2 separate regions of the Homo sapiens genome follow, and region 1 is linked to region 2. The links are chromatin contacts, found by Hi-C or POLR2A ChIA-PET in ENCODE. All regions are on one chromosome and are shown on one strand. Each heading gives the region's core, a stretch centred on a gene start or an enhancer-like site at or near the end of the contact. The rest is flanking DNA. Distances are from core to core; before and after follow the strand shown. Region 1 overlaps LOC102723724 (a long non-coding RNA gene). Region 2 has its middle 240 kb from the start of MIR3668.

Region 1 (6,204 bases), core at 1,051-3,550, 420 kb after region 2:
AAATTAAAAAATTGGGTCCATCACTATAGACCAGTTAAAAAGCACTGATAACACGTATGGTAAAAAATGGTAGATAATTCATATGGGAAAAATTAAGTGGAAATGAGAATAAGGAATATGAGCATCAGAAGGCGGAGGCTATAATTGAATTTATTTTTCCCTTCATGTTCTTGTTTTAAAAATTATTTTAAATACAAAAAAGCTGAAAGTAGATTAGTACCCAGGTGCCTTCAACTTTTATTTAACAATTATTAAGATCTTGTTTACTTGCCTTATAATTGTCTATAAATAAACCTATGCATCATTTTTATGTAAATATAAAAATAAGTTGCAGATATCATGACACATAAAACACTCGGCATCCATTTCTAAAAAATGAGGGCAATCTTTTTCCAAAGGTACAGTGCCATCATCACACCTAAGAAAATGTCAATAATTCCGTAATGCCATCTTTTATTAACTGTCCTGGCCACTTCTAAAACTGAATGTTAGGAAAAAAAAAATATATTATTCCTGAAATCTTGGGTCAGAAGGAGATCTGAATTTGGAGGCAACCTTGCTTTAAAACAGTATGGAATTTCATTTTAAATTTATTTTTTTACATTTATAAAAAATTGTTTAATGTAATCTTAAAATAAATGTGTTCAATTGCAATGATAAAAATTTAGAAATGATTTTTCAAAGGTGTACAGACTGTTAAATCCCTATATTTTAAATCCCAAACATTACTATAAGGTTCTTCCATCCAAACCATTTTCTTCACACTTTTCTATCAGTAATGTAATATATTTCTTTGGTTCATTGATGAAAACCCACATAAATATGAGACCTCATTTCACATTATATAGATGAGGTTTTCACATATAGAGATAGTACAATTTCACTCCCTAATGTTCTTAAACCATTTCTTCAAGTTCTCTCCTAAAATGATTGTATATATATATAAAGTATATAAAGGCAAATAGTCAATAATTTATCATTTTAAAGCTAGATGACTATTTCAGAATGTTAGTTCATCTTTCTGATTTTAATCAGTTTATACTGAAAATGTGTGAAACTTTTCCAGAAAGTCAATTTTAGTCTGCAGTTGGTATTACTGTATACATTTCTTTTTACTGAAAATGACATATGCATTTTAAAAATCTGTTAAATGGTGGGGATGTACATTACTGGCAGAATCATTCACATAGTGGGGATGTTTTCTCCTCTCATAGAAAAAACCATGAAGTATCTAAAACATTTTGCCCTGTGCATACATCTACAGATCTCCTGTCTTCTCAACTACAGATTGGGTTGAGCAGAACACAGATAATACAGAAGTACATTTTTTTTCCAGATTAAACTAGGGTAAGTACAGAAAAGCATATGTCTGTATATAATATAGAACTTTATATTTATTTGAAACACGTATATGCCAAAATCATCCTGCAGATGTTCAAGAAACTTGTTTACTAATTTGGTCATTCACTTGTATTTTAAAAAAAGAATATAATCTTAAGTTTTTAGATTGCTTAACATTTAGAATTTCTTTTCATTTCTGACTGCTTTCTGAATGAGGAACTCTTAATTTGAAAGACTGTTGGCAGAACTGACTCAAGTACATCAGCTCATGCACAATATGTTGTTCCTTCTCTGGAACTGTACATATTGTTTTTCTTCCCCTTGTGGATGTTTATTTGAAGGATGAATAGGTCACTCTTAGCAGGAGAGCTAGTCATGTGACTGCCAGATACTGAAGACAGATGAGTCAGTTCCATGCAGACTACAAATTATGCATGCTGGATAAATCTATATTCATATTTGCATTTGACCTAAGCCTCAACTTTAAAAATAGATTTAACAGAAATTATACAGAAATTCAAAAATTGTTTTGCTAGGAAGCAAACAAGTTATGCAATACAATTTAAAAAAAGAATGTTCCCTCTGCAAGAAAGAGATCACATTAGTGATGAAATACTATATGTCAGTCTGAGCTTAAGCCCAAATTCAAGAACATACTGTACACAAAACTTCTGAAATCTATTTATCTGATGTGTGACTGATAGCTATTGATGCAGCTTGGAGACCTTAGGGCGATACTGACTCCCCATCATTTGTCATTATAAAGTATTCTTTGAATGGAAAGTTGTTTGCCTTTCATGGTCAGGGGAAAATAGTCCTGGTGGCTGGGTGCTAGTTAGAGGATAAGAACGTGGGCTAAGAAGGCAAGGAGCTGGTTTCAAATCCTAGTTTGGCTGCTTAGTTGATTACATATATCTACAAATTATAACTGCATTAGTTTACTCATCTGTAAAACGTGACATGACTAATAATGATACGTGCTCCACAGGACCAAGCTAAGGTGTGACTCATCTGACATAATCTTCTAAACAATTTAGCATACGGGTACGTACTTACCTAGGCCGTAATACCTGTATTTTCTTCTCTTTCGTTCTTTCTTTCTTTTCTTTGTTTTGAGACAGGCTCTCACTCTTATCATCTAGGAGTGGTGCGATCTCAGCTCACTGCAGCCTCGACATCAAGTCAAGTGATTCTCCCACCTCAGCCTCCTGAGTAGCCAGGACTACAGGCATGCACCAGCACGCTCAGCAAATTTTTGTATTTTTTGCAGAGACTGGGTTTCATTGTGGTGTCCAGGCTGGTCTCCAACTCCTCAGCTCAAGTGATCTGCCAGTCTTGGCCTCCCAAAGTGCTGGGATTACATATGCATGAGCCGCTGCACTTGCCGTCCCTCGCTCCCTCCCTCCCTCCCTCCCTTCTTTTCTTTCTTTATTTTTGAGAGTCTTGCTCTGTCACCCAGGCTAGAGTGCAGTGATGCAATCTCGGCTCACTGCAACCTCCACCTCCTGGGTTCAAGCAATTCTCCTGCCTCAGCCTCCCGAGTAGCTGGGATTACAGGCAAGTGCCACCATGCCAGACTAATTTTTGTATTTTTAGTAGAGAGGAGGTTTCACCATGTTGTCCAGGCTGGTCCTGAACTCCTGGGCTCAAGTGATCCACCCCTCAGCCTCCCAGAGTGCTAGGATTACAGGCGTGAGCCACTGCGCCTGGTCTGATTTTCTTTTTAATTAGGTCTTTGTATATGTGCTATTGCACCACAAGACTATAGTGCACACAGACTGTGATTTTTGTAAAATTTTCTATGCATTCTAAGATCTCAGAAACATTTGTCTTGCCTCTTTTCCCAACATACAAGAATTTGAAAAATAAGCCTCCTTTTAACAAAGATCTGCAACTAATTTTTTAAAAAGAACCCTGAGAAGAACAAGGATATAATGCTAAATACTGATCATAGCTAAGTAACAGCAAGTTGATGGTGTATGAGGACTAAGTTCTGATTTTTTTTTTTTAATCTTGCCCAAATTCCTTTCTAAGGAGTCTGGGGAGTCATGCCTTACAAACCATAAATTCTCATCAGATGGGTTTTATTTGACCCTATATATCATGACTTACTTTTCAATCTGACTCTGGCATAACTTTATAAGACAAGCAAAAAATATTTAACCCCCAAATATATTTCCTTGCCTTACCTTGAAATTGACCTGCAAAGTCTCTTGTGGGAAAAATCCACATTGTATAGAAAATCCCCTTTCCCCCTTGTTTTCCTTCCTCTCTTTCTAGATCCAGAAGATAATCAACTAAGAGCCAGGCACCCTTTTAGGTCTGATAAGAAACAATTTACAACCTGCTCTCTCTCTGAAGTCAGCTATCTGAGAGATTCCTCTGCACAATAAAACTTGGTCTCCACAATCCTTTATCTTAACCTGAACATTTCCTTTGATCCCAGGTCTTCAGATAAACTCAACCAATTATCAATCAGAAAATATTTAAATTGTCCCGTCTTTCTGAATGAAACCAATGTATTTTTTTTTTTTTTTTTGAGACGGAGTCTCGCTCTGTCGCCCAGGCTGGAGTGCAGTGGCGCGATCTCGGCCACCTTTTTCTCTCAGATGTGTTTTTGAGGTGTATCCATGTTGATACAGGTCACTCTAGTTAATTCACTTATCTGTTATATAATATTTGTGGATTTAAAATATATTTTTTCTTGAGTCAACATTTAAAACTTTTAAAATTTCTTGTTTTACAAACATTGCTGCTTTGAACATTTTCTACATCTCAATATACAAGAGATCTACAAGCTATCCAGCAAGAATGGCGGGGATATTACCATCCTCAAATGCACTAGAGAGTTTCTAAATTTGTCTTTCCACCTGATTGTAGCAATTAACATTCTCATGGTATAACACAGCCTTTTTGGTACAATTACATATTGTTAATTTCATGGACACAAAAATTACTTCATGGTTATTGTAATTTGGGTTTTTCTGATTATTAGTGAAATTCTATTTCTTATTTTTTGACTATTGAGGCTTTACTTCTATAAATTTTCTCCATATTACTTGTTTATCTTGCCATTTATACAGTGGACAGTTTTCTTAATGATTTTGAAGTATTCCTGATATAATCTATACCATCTGTTGAGAGTTGCATACATTGCAAATATCCTATCCCACCTTGTAACTCATATTTTAATATTTTTCTTTTTTTGCACAAGCATTTTAACTTTTAAAGTAGTCGAGAAGTTTTTAATTAAAAAAAATCTTTCTCTGCTCAAGGACAAAAAAATTCTCCTTTACCTACACCTTGTGTAAATCAAGAATGCTATTTTATTTTATTTTTTCATATACAACCAATTGTTTAGGCCTTTCATTTGAGTCCACTATTTCCTCACATTTGTCTTAAGTCATGTTTTTATATATGAAATGCCTGTTTTTTTGGCTTTATCTAATTCCACTGATCTCATTATCTATTATGTATCCCTGAACCAACTGTACAATATCCTGGTTGCATAAATTTATGATTTCTTAATATCCATACTGTTGACTTTTATACTCTTCAGAATATTCCTATTACAAGTACACAATCTTCCCATATAAATGTTAGAAATAACTGGTCAAATTAATGATTGGCAAAATTTCTAAACTTAAAGATCAACTTGAAAAATATATGACTTTAATAATATTTAAAATATTAATAATATTCAAAAATATAAATGACTTTAATATATTGCTTATCTTATCCATGAACATTATATGTCTCTTCATTTTATTTAATCTCTGAAATCCTTTAAAAAGTTTATTGAATTTTCACCATCAAGGTCATTCATGTATTTTATATAATTCATTTCTGAATACCTTGTGTATATTTTTATTGTATATTCTAAAGTTTTAGATATATTATCCATCTGTTGCTGAGTTATAGAAAAGGAATTGACATTTATACATTGACCATAAACAACAATGTTGCTGACCTCATTTATTAAGTACAATAAATTGTCTATATGTGATCCATAGTAAACTATGGAGATATATATCTTATATAAAATTTAAAAATATCGTTTACCTGTGTTTGTTTTATTTTCTTATTTTACGATTTTACAAAGGTATCTAGTACAAGGTTTAATGAGACTGGGTATCCTCGTCTGATTCTTATTTTTTAAGAGCTGGACATATTGGTTCACAACTGTGATCCTAGCACTTCGGGAGGCCAAGATGGGAAGATCACTTGAGCCCAAGAGTTTGAGACTAGCCATGTCAACATAATGAGACCCCATCCCCATTTTTTTTTAATTAGCTGAGTGTGCAGCACATGCCTGTAGTCCCAGCCACTCAGGAAGGAGGCTGAAGTGGGAGGATCATTTCCACCGAGGAGGTTGAGGCTGCAATAAGCTGTGATCATGCCACTGAACTCGAGCCAGGGTAACAGAGTAAACACCTTACACACACACACACACACACACACACCACACACACACACACAAAAGAGAGAGAGAAAAGAGAAAAAAAACTTTTTGACATTTTAACTATATTAAAATGTTCAGTGTAGGCTTTGTTTATATCATTTACCAAAGTAAGAAAATTTTTATGTATGTTACCTTGTTTTGTTTGTTTGTTTTTTTCTGAGATAGAATCTCGCTCTGTCAACCAGGCTGGAGTGCAGTGGCACGATCTTGGCTCACTGCAACCTCCACCTCCCAGGTTCAAGTAATTCTCATGCCTTGGTCTTACAGGCACACGACACCATGCCTGGTTAATTTTTGCATTTTTAGTAGAGACAGGTTTTCGGCATGTGGGCCAGACTGGTCTCGAATGCCTGACTTCAAGTGATCCACCTGCCTTGGCCTCCCAAAGTGCTGGGATTACA
Region 2 (6,593 bases), core at 873-3,372:
AATTTCTATGAGAACATTACACTTGAATTCAACAAGTGCTGCCTGTTAGCATGAATAGCAAATGCACATCCATGCTTCTCTTAGATAACAGATGTTGTCTAGGAGGATGGTGATTGCACACACGACAATTTAAAGATATAATTTTTGACATGTGAAGAGTGGAAAAGATAACGCTTGAATCACTAGAATATTTCTCAGTCCATTATTATAAATAGGTGCATGTACCTAAATTAATAATCTTAATTACATATAAAATTTTTGAAATTGGCTCAAAATGTTTATTAACTATTGACTATCCCATTGGGAAGTCAGTGAAAACTTTATATCCATGTATTTGGCAACATATTTTTAATTCTATGTGTTACATATGTTTTTATGTCTTACTTTAAGTTTATTGTGAAATACAATAAAGATATATCAAAATGAATATTCAAATTTAACTATTAACAGATATTACTACTATTCATATTCATAATGCTTATTACCATTCATTATAACATTACAAGTTACTGAAATATTTAATGTTCAAATACGTTGTTCTTGAACAGGCATTTATGTTAAGTTTGTGTAAGTGATGCCATGTTCCACTAAGACAAGACCGAGATATTTAGTTCAAAGGTGACATGTCCTCTTCAATAAGTAGATTGTTATTTTGGTTCACGGTGGTGAGGTGGAGATGGGGCCAACATTAAAGAATCAACATCAGTTTCCTACATATTTTTAGGCAGGTTTTATTTTTCAATAATATGACACACTTCCATTTTTATTTATTACATATTTGTTTCTATGTATCCTGTAAAAATATAAACAAAAAGAAACCCAAAACTTGCACTCACTATTAAAGACAGGAGTCAGGCTTGAGTTCCTTTTTTTCTCCCTCCCTCTCTCCTTCTTTCTCCTCCCCCGCTCTTGCTCTCTCCTTTCTCTTTTTCTTTCATTTTTTTCTTGCTTTCTTTCATTTTAATACCCTTGTTCCCATTGCTAGTATTGTTAATAGAGTCTTATTTGCAATGACTCAACAGTTAAGTCTCTTTCTCCTCATTTCATTTTTTGCAGCAGTGGTTGTCAGGCCAGTGAAAATGAAATGCTGCAGTTGACAGTGTTTAATATTATTTGTTCCTATCACTGTTAACACTTCTATTATTATTGAAATGTTTAGATCAGCACTGTCAGTTCCAAAGGACCTGCTGACATACCAAGGAAAACTTTGATAAACAGCTCTGCTGTATTTCTCTATATTCTTCATAGTCCTCGTTTGAAAATCCTTTCTTGTTCCTTGGAGTAATTTATTTTGAAGAAAAAAAAAATCTTGGTTTGTTAAGAACTCATCAATTCCTGCTTCTTATTTTCCACTTGAAGTTTTAATCCTCTGTTTCTAACCTCACAATCGGTTGCTGTGGAGGTGATTAAGATGTCACAAATATAGGATTATTGTAATTCTGGGTAGAGAATAAGCCTGAGATGATTTTCTAAAGAACAAAGAGGTCATTTTCATGTAAATATATCAACTGCTTCAAAGTGAGGAAAGGGAATGAAACAGAAATATGAGATCTAATACTACCGGTTATAAAAGAAATGGATTAAAATTTCATATGAAAAATTAATAGCTCTGAAAAATTTATACATTATGATTTTTATGATTTTTTGAGTTCTGTGTTTCTTTGCACATGTGTGGGTCTGTAAGCTGAAAGCATGTGTGGGTCGGGATAGCCTCCTAAATACAAACATCTAATTGAATGTAATGTGTGACCTTGAACAAAGACCAATTTTTCCTTTGATTTGTAGAAACCAGTGTCATTTTATAATTATACTTCGTGCCTTCTGTTGCATTTGAAAGAATATTTCAGGACATCACAATTCCCCTGAAGTTGTGTATCCTGTATCAATTACATATTAGATTACAGACTTGATATTGCTTTTTCTAAGTAATTTAAATCTGGGAAGTTACTGAGTAAGTTGTAAATACCTTCTGAGAATCTTCCTCTTCTTCTTACTCTAAGTATAGTAGGAAGGTATTTCCCAGCCTAAGGCACAGAGTAGGCTTTTAGTTAATACTTGTCAAGTAACAACAGGGGACAGACTTCTCTGCTTCTGAAGAAAAATGATGCCTTGACAAACTTTTGAATGGTAAGAGTTACAGAGAACTTTTCCTCCCCCGCCTCCCAGGCCATGGCATTTTATCGCTCCACTGATGAGCATACAGCTCCATCTGGGGGCAGGGCCAGAATGGAACATTTTCTCATAGTCTTGGTCTCTTGGCCACATAGCTGTCATCTTTGTGCATCAGTCAGGCGCTCCCTTCGTCACTAGCACTGAACTGCTCATGGAAGAAAATTTAGTGCCTTGCGATTGGGACTAGCTCCAGCTACCGCATTTCAGGGCATTCCTTAGGATCACTGGGGGCATCATTATGATCAATTCCAAAGGATACTCTTGAGGAGCCCTAAAACCTTAGACTTAGTGATAATGTAATATTTTCCTGCTTCTCTCTTGTTTCTGGGGCATCTCTTTCCTCTGGTTTTCTTTCTAACTCTTGTCTTTCCTTGCCAGTCTAATTTGCACATCACTTAGTCAGCTGCTCCACAGATCGTCTGTATGTAACCCTTTTCTCTTGTCATTCTTCACCCTTCTTTATAAAACGATATCCACACTCATATCTTAAAATAACTTCTTTCCTCTGATGGCTACCACATCTGCACTTAAATCCTTTTCCTCTTGAGATTCACCCTGCAAGTATAATTGTGTCCTACTGAGTTTTGTTTGAGTATCTTGCAGGTAATATGCTCAAAGTTCTTCATCTTCCCAACTAAATCATATCTATCTTTTTCTAGTTTGGAGATGAAATGTTACCTTCCTTTTTTTGTGTGTGCCCTAATGTTAATTACCCCAATCCATCAACAGGTTCTGCCAATTCTGGTTGCTCAAGAAGTCTCCAATCTGTCCTTTATTTATGTATCCTCACTACAATAACCATAGTGATGTTCTTATATTTGGCTACCTGGACCACTGCAACAGCATTTTAATAACCACTTCCCAACATTTAATTCATCCTTTCAACTGCAGAGTTACTGTTCTAAATAAGCAAGTCATTTATGTCATCATTCTGCATTAAACACTTAAAATCTTCCCCATATCCATCAGGGTCAGTCTGATTGAGTGTTTAATGTTACAGAGGCAGACAGTCTGGCTTCAAGTGCTGGCTCTTCCACTTAGCAGTTGATGAATTTGGCCCATTTATTCAACCTCTCTGTGCCTCATCTTCCTTACCTGTAAAATGGTGTTAATATTGAACTTACAGGCTGCCCAAGGGAAAGACATGAATGACTTTCTATAAATGTGTAGTGCAATAACTGTTGGCCATAGTAAGTACTTAATAAATATTCATTATAGTCATCTCAATCATGATCCCCATCATTAGTATCGTCATCATAATCCTCATAGGTGCTATGGTCTAAATGCATTCCCAGCATTTATACATAGAAACTTAATTGCCACTCTGATCATATGTAAAGACGTGGGACATTTAGGAGGTAGTTGTCATGAGTGTGGATCCCTCATGAATGGGATTAGAAACCTTGTGATGCCTTATAAAAGAAGTTGAAGGGGCCGGGCTCAGTAGCACACCTGTAATCCTAGCACTTTGGGAGTCCGAGGCGGGTGGATCACCTGAGGTGAGGAGTTCGAGACCAGCCTGACCAACATGGAGAAACCCTGTCTCTACTAAAAATACAGAAGTAGGTCAGGCGCGGTGGCTCATGCCTGTAATCCCAGCACTTTGGGAGGCCAAGGCGGGTGGATCACCTGAGGTCAGGAGTTCAAGACCAGCCTGGCCAACATGGGGAAACCCCATCTCTACTAAAAATACAAAAATTAGCTAGGCGTGATGGTGGGCGCCTGTAATCCCAGCTACTCAGAAGGCTGAGGCAGGAGAATCGCTTGAAGCCAGGAAACAGAGGTTGCAGAGAGCCAAGATCGCGCCATTGCGCTCCAGCCTGGGTGACAGAGTGAGGCTCTGTCTCAAATAAATAAATAAATAAATAAATAAATAAATAAATAAATAAATAAAAATACAGAAGTAGCCAGGCATGGCAGTGCATGCCTGTAATCTCAGCTACTCTGGAGGTTGAGGCAGGAGAATCGCTTGAACCTGGGAGGCAGAGGTTGTGGTGAGCCAACATGGTGCCATTGCACTCCAGCCTGGGAAACAAGAGCAAAACTCCATCTCAAAAAAAAAAAAAAAAGAAGAAAAAAAGTTGAAGGAGGTGTTCTTTTGTGCTTTTCTTTTCCTTCTTGTGAGGACTCACCAAGAGATGCCATCTTGGCAGCAGAGAGCAGCTCTCACCAGACACAAAATCTGCTAGCACCTTGACCTTGGACTTCCCCTCTTCCAGAACTGTGAGAAAAGAAATTTCTGTGATTTATCAGTTTCCCAGTTTCAGGTATTTTGTTTTAGCAGTACAGACTGAAACAACAGAAAAAAAAGACAGTGACATTGCATTCAAGACTGTCCACATCTACTAGCTTTACAGTCTCCTCCATAAATAAACACTCCTAAAGCTTGCTTCTCCCTCTGGTCTAAGAAGGCATTTTGTTGTTCAAATGGGATGCATACTCTCCCTGCTATTCCCCTTATCATTCCCTTTATCTTCCTATGAAAACTATAGCTTATCCTCTGAGCTATTATTCAAATTCAGCTCTGTGCAACTTTTCTTTATGCACATAAGAAAAGTTGGGTGTTCATTTTTGTGTTTTCATACTACCATATGAATATTTCTAATATTGCCTTTCACACATCAGTTTGTCTTTATTGACTACGTTATTTATTATTAGAGGGCTATGAAGATGTCGTAGAGCAAACATTGAGCTTTATTCATATCTCTAGTGTTTTGTACAATGTCTGGAATATCGTAGATCTTCAAAATCATTTTAAGTGCATGGTATACACTCACTGGTTTTACCTTTAAAATTGACTGTTTGAAATAAGCATATTTTTACTTAAGCAGAGGATCCAAGTGGGCTTTAGAGGAAGTCTTGATTCAACATATACCTTCTAAAACTCCCTCTTGTGTTATAGTCATACTCTACTGATCTCTGTCTTTATGACACACATTTCTTTAGGTATCAAATGTAGAATTTATCTCAGAAATGCTTAGGAATCTAGACTTTTTCTCCGTCTAAACTCACCAGTTCTTGCAGAGCTGTTGGTATTATGTTCTTAAAAAAGAAATTTGACAAAGTCCTTCCCCTGCTTAAAGATTCTTTCATGAAAGTAAAAATATGTACACCCCACTTCTAAATGCAAATCTTTTTACAATCTATCTCTAGAGATCTTCGTCAGTCTTAATTTCAATCATCACCCTAAACTACACTCAACTTTGCACCTTGCACTCCTGGAGAGAAACAAGGAAGATCTTTCACTCTTCTACATCTTTGCATTCATTCATTCTTACATTTGACTAAAATGTCCTTCATTCATTCACCTGGAACATTAGTTGTGTCCAAATCTCTGGTTCAAATTCATTGCATTTCATTCCTTCATTCATTCATTCACTCATTAAATCTATTAATTGAACAAGTATTATCTTCAATTCCCTGTGTTGCTATGCCTTTCCATTTCTCCACATCTTTACCAGGTGCATTTAATCACAGCACCATCTCCCCCTCCATACTCAGGCCCAGACCACCCAGAAAACTCTAGTCCCATTCCTATTTCTTATGCTTAATTCCTTTTCTTCATGTGTTATTTCAGAGTGATTCTTTCCTGTTTCATCATGGGCCTCCCTTTATTAGCTTTTTCCTTCCCATATTTTCATGCATTTTTTTTCCAATTGCATCTTTCCGGGCAGCATAAAAATATACCTACTCCCACATTAATAAGCAAACAATAAAAACTCAACACCAAAATCTTTCCTATGCTACACTCAAGCCACTACCGTCTATGGATTTTTTTTTTTTTACCATTTCTTAAACTAGTCATCTACTGTCAATATCTTTATTTCTCTCCTCATTCCTCTATTTTTGAATCTAGTGAAAAAAATATTTTCACTAAAACAACTTTAATTAATACTGCCAATGATATCTTTATTGCAAATACCATGGTTATTTATTTTAAAAAAACATTTCTGCTGAGTGTACTAGTATTGATTATTTCCTACTTGAACCATTCTCTCTTCCCCTTGACTTGCAGGACTCAAGTTTCCTCTGTTGGCAGTCTCTGACTGTATGTTCTTATCTCTTTCCTGGAGTCACAATCTTAACTTCTCTCATTTTATCTTACATATATATTCCATTTTAATTCATCTACCTACGTAACTCTTTATAGATGATTTGGAAAAAAATTTCAAAACCTAATTTTCTGCCACAAACTTTTAAATTACCTATTAAGTCTCTATTTGCAAAAATCTAAGTACTCAAAGTTTAACATGATTAAAGGAGAACTCTATCTTTTTCACTCACGGTTGCTCCATTCCTTGTATTTCCTATTTTGGAGATTGATCTCATTATTCATTCTTCCTCTCAAGAGACAACTTGGAATCCAGCCTGCATTCCTATCATTCTCAATCTCTATATCCTGCTAATTGTACTTTATGATA

The links. A loop is a pair of places that touch in the nucleus more often than their neighbours do. ChIA-PET counts read pairs that join two places held with the same protein, here RNA polymerase II (POLR2A). Pooled maps may share reads with other maps.
Region 1: a loop to region 2 is called in a pooled map of posterior vena cava, with 2.9 times the contacts of the local background. The contact joins two enhancer-like sites. A Hi-C loop is called at or near these places in 1 of 168 maps with a recorded cell type or tissue (endothelial cell of umbilical vein) and 1 of 50 pooled maps. POLR2A ChIA-PET finds 5 or more read pairs at or near these places in 1 of 52 experiments (activated T-cell).

The regions. Positions count from the first base shown.
Region 1 is chr6:140,856,276-140,862,479 of GRCh38, forward strand. All of the region lies in intron 1 of LOC102723724 (a long non-coding RNA gene), which reads right to left. Among named protein-coding and RNA genes, the nearest start is that of MIR4465, 180 kb to the left of the region's middle. Within about 2 kb of position 2,301, at least 3 of the 41 ENCODE cell types and tissues checked have a DNase peak (open chromatin) inside an H3K27ac peak, as active enhancers do.
Region 2 is chr6:140,439,274-140,445,866 of GRCh38, forward strand. No RefSeq gene overlaps it. Among named protein-coding and RNA genes, the nearest start is that of MIR3668, 240 kb to the left of the region's middle. Within about 2 kb of position 2,123, at least 5 of the 41 ENCODE cell types and tissues checked have a DNase peak (open chromatin) inside an H3K27ac peak, as active enhancers do.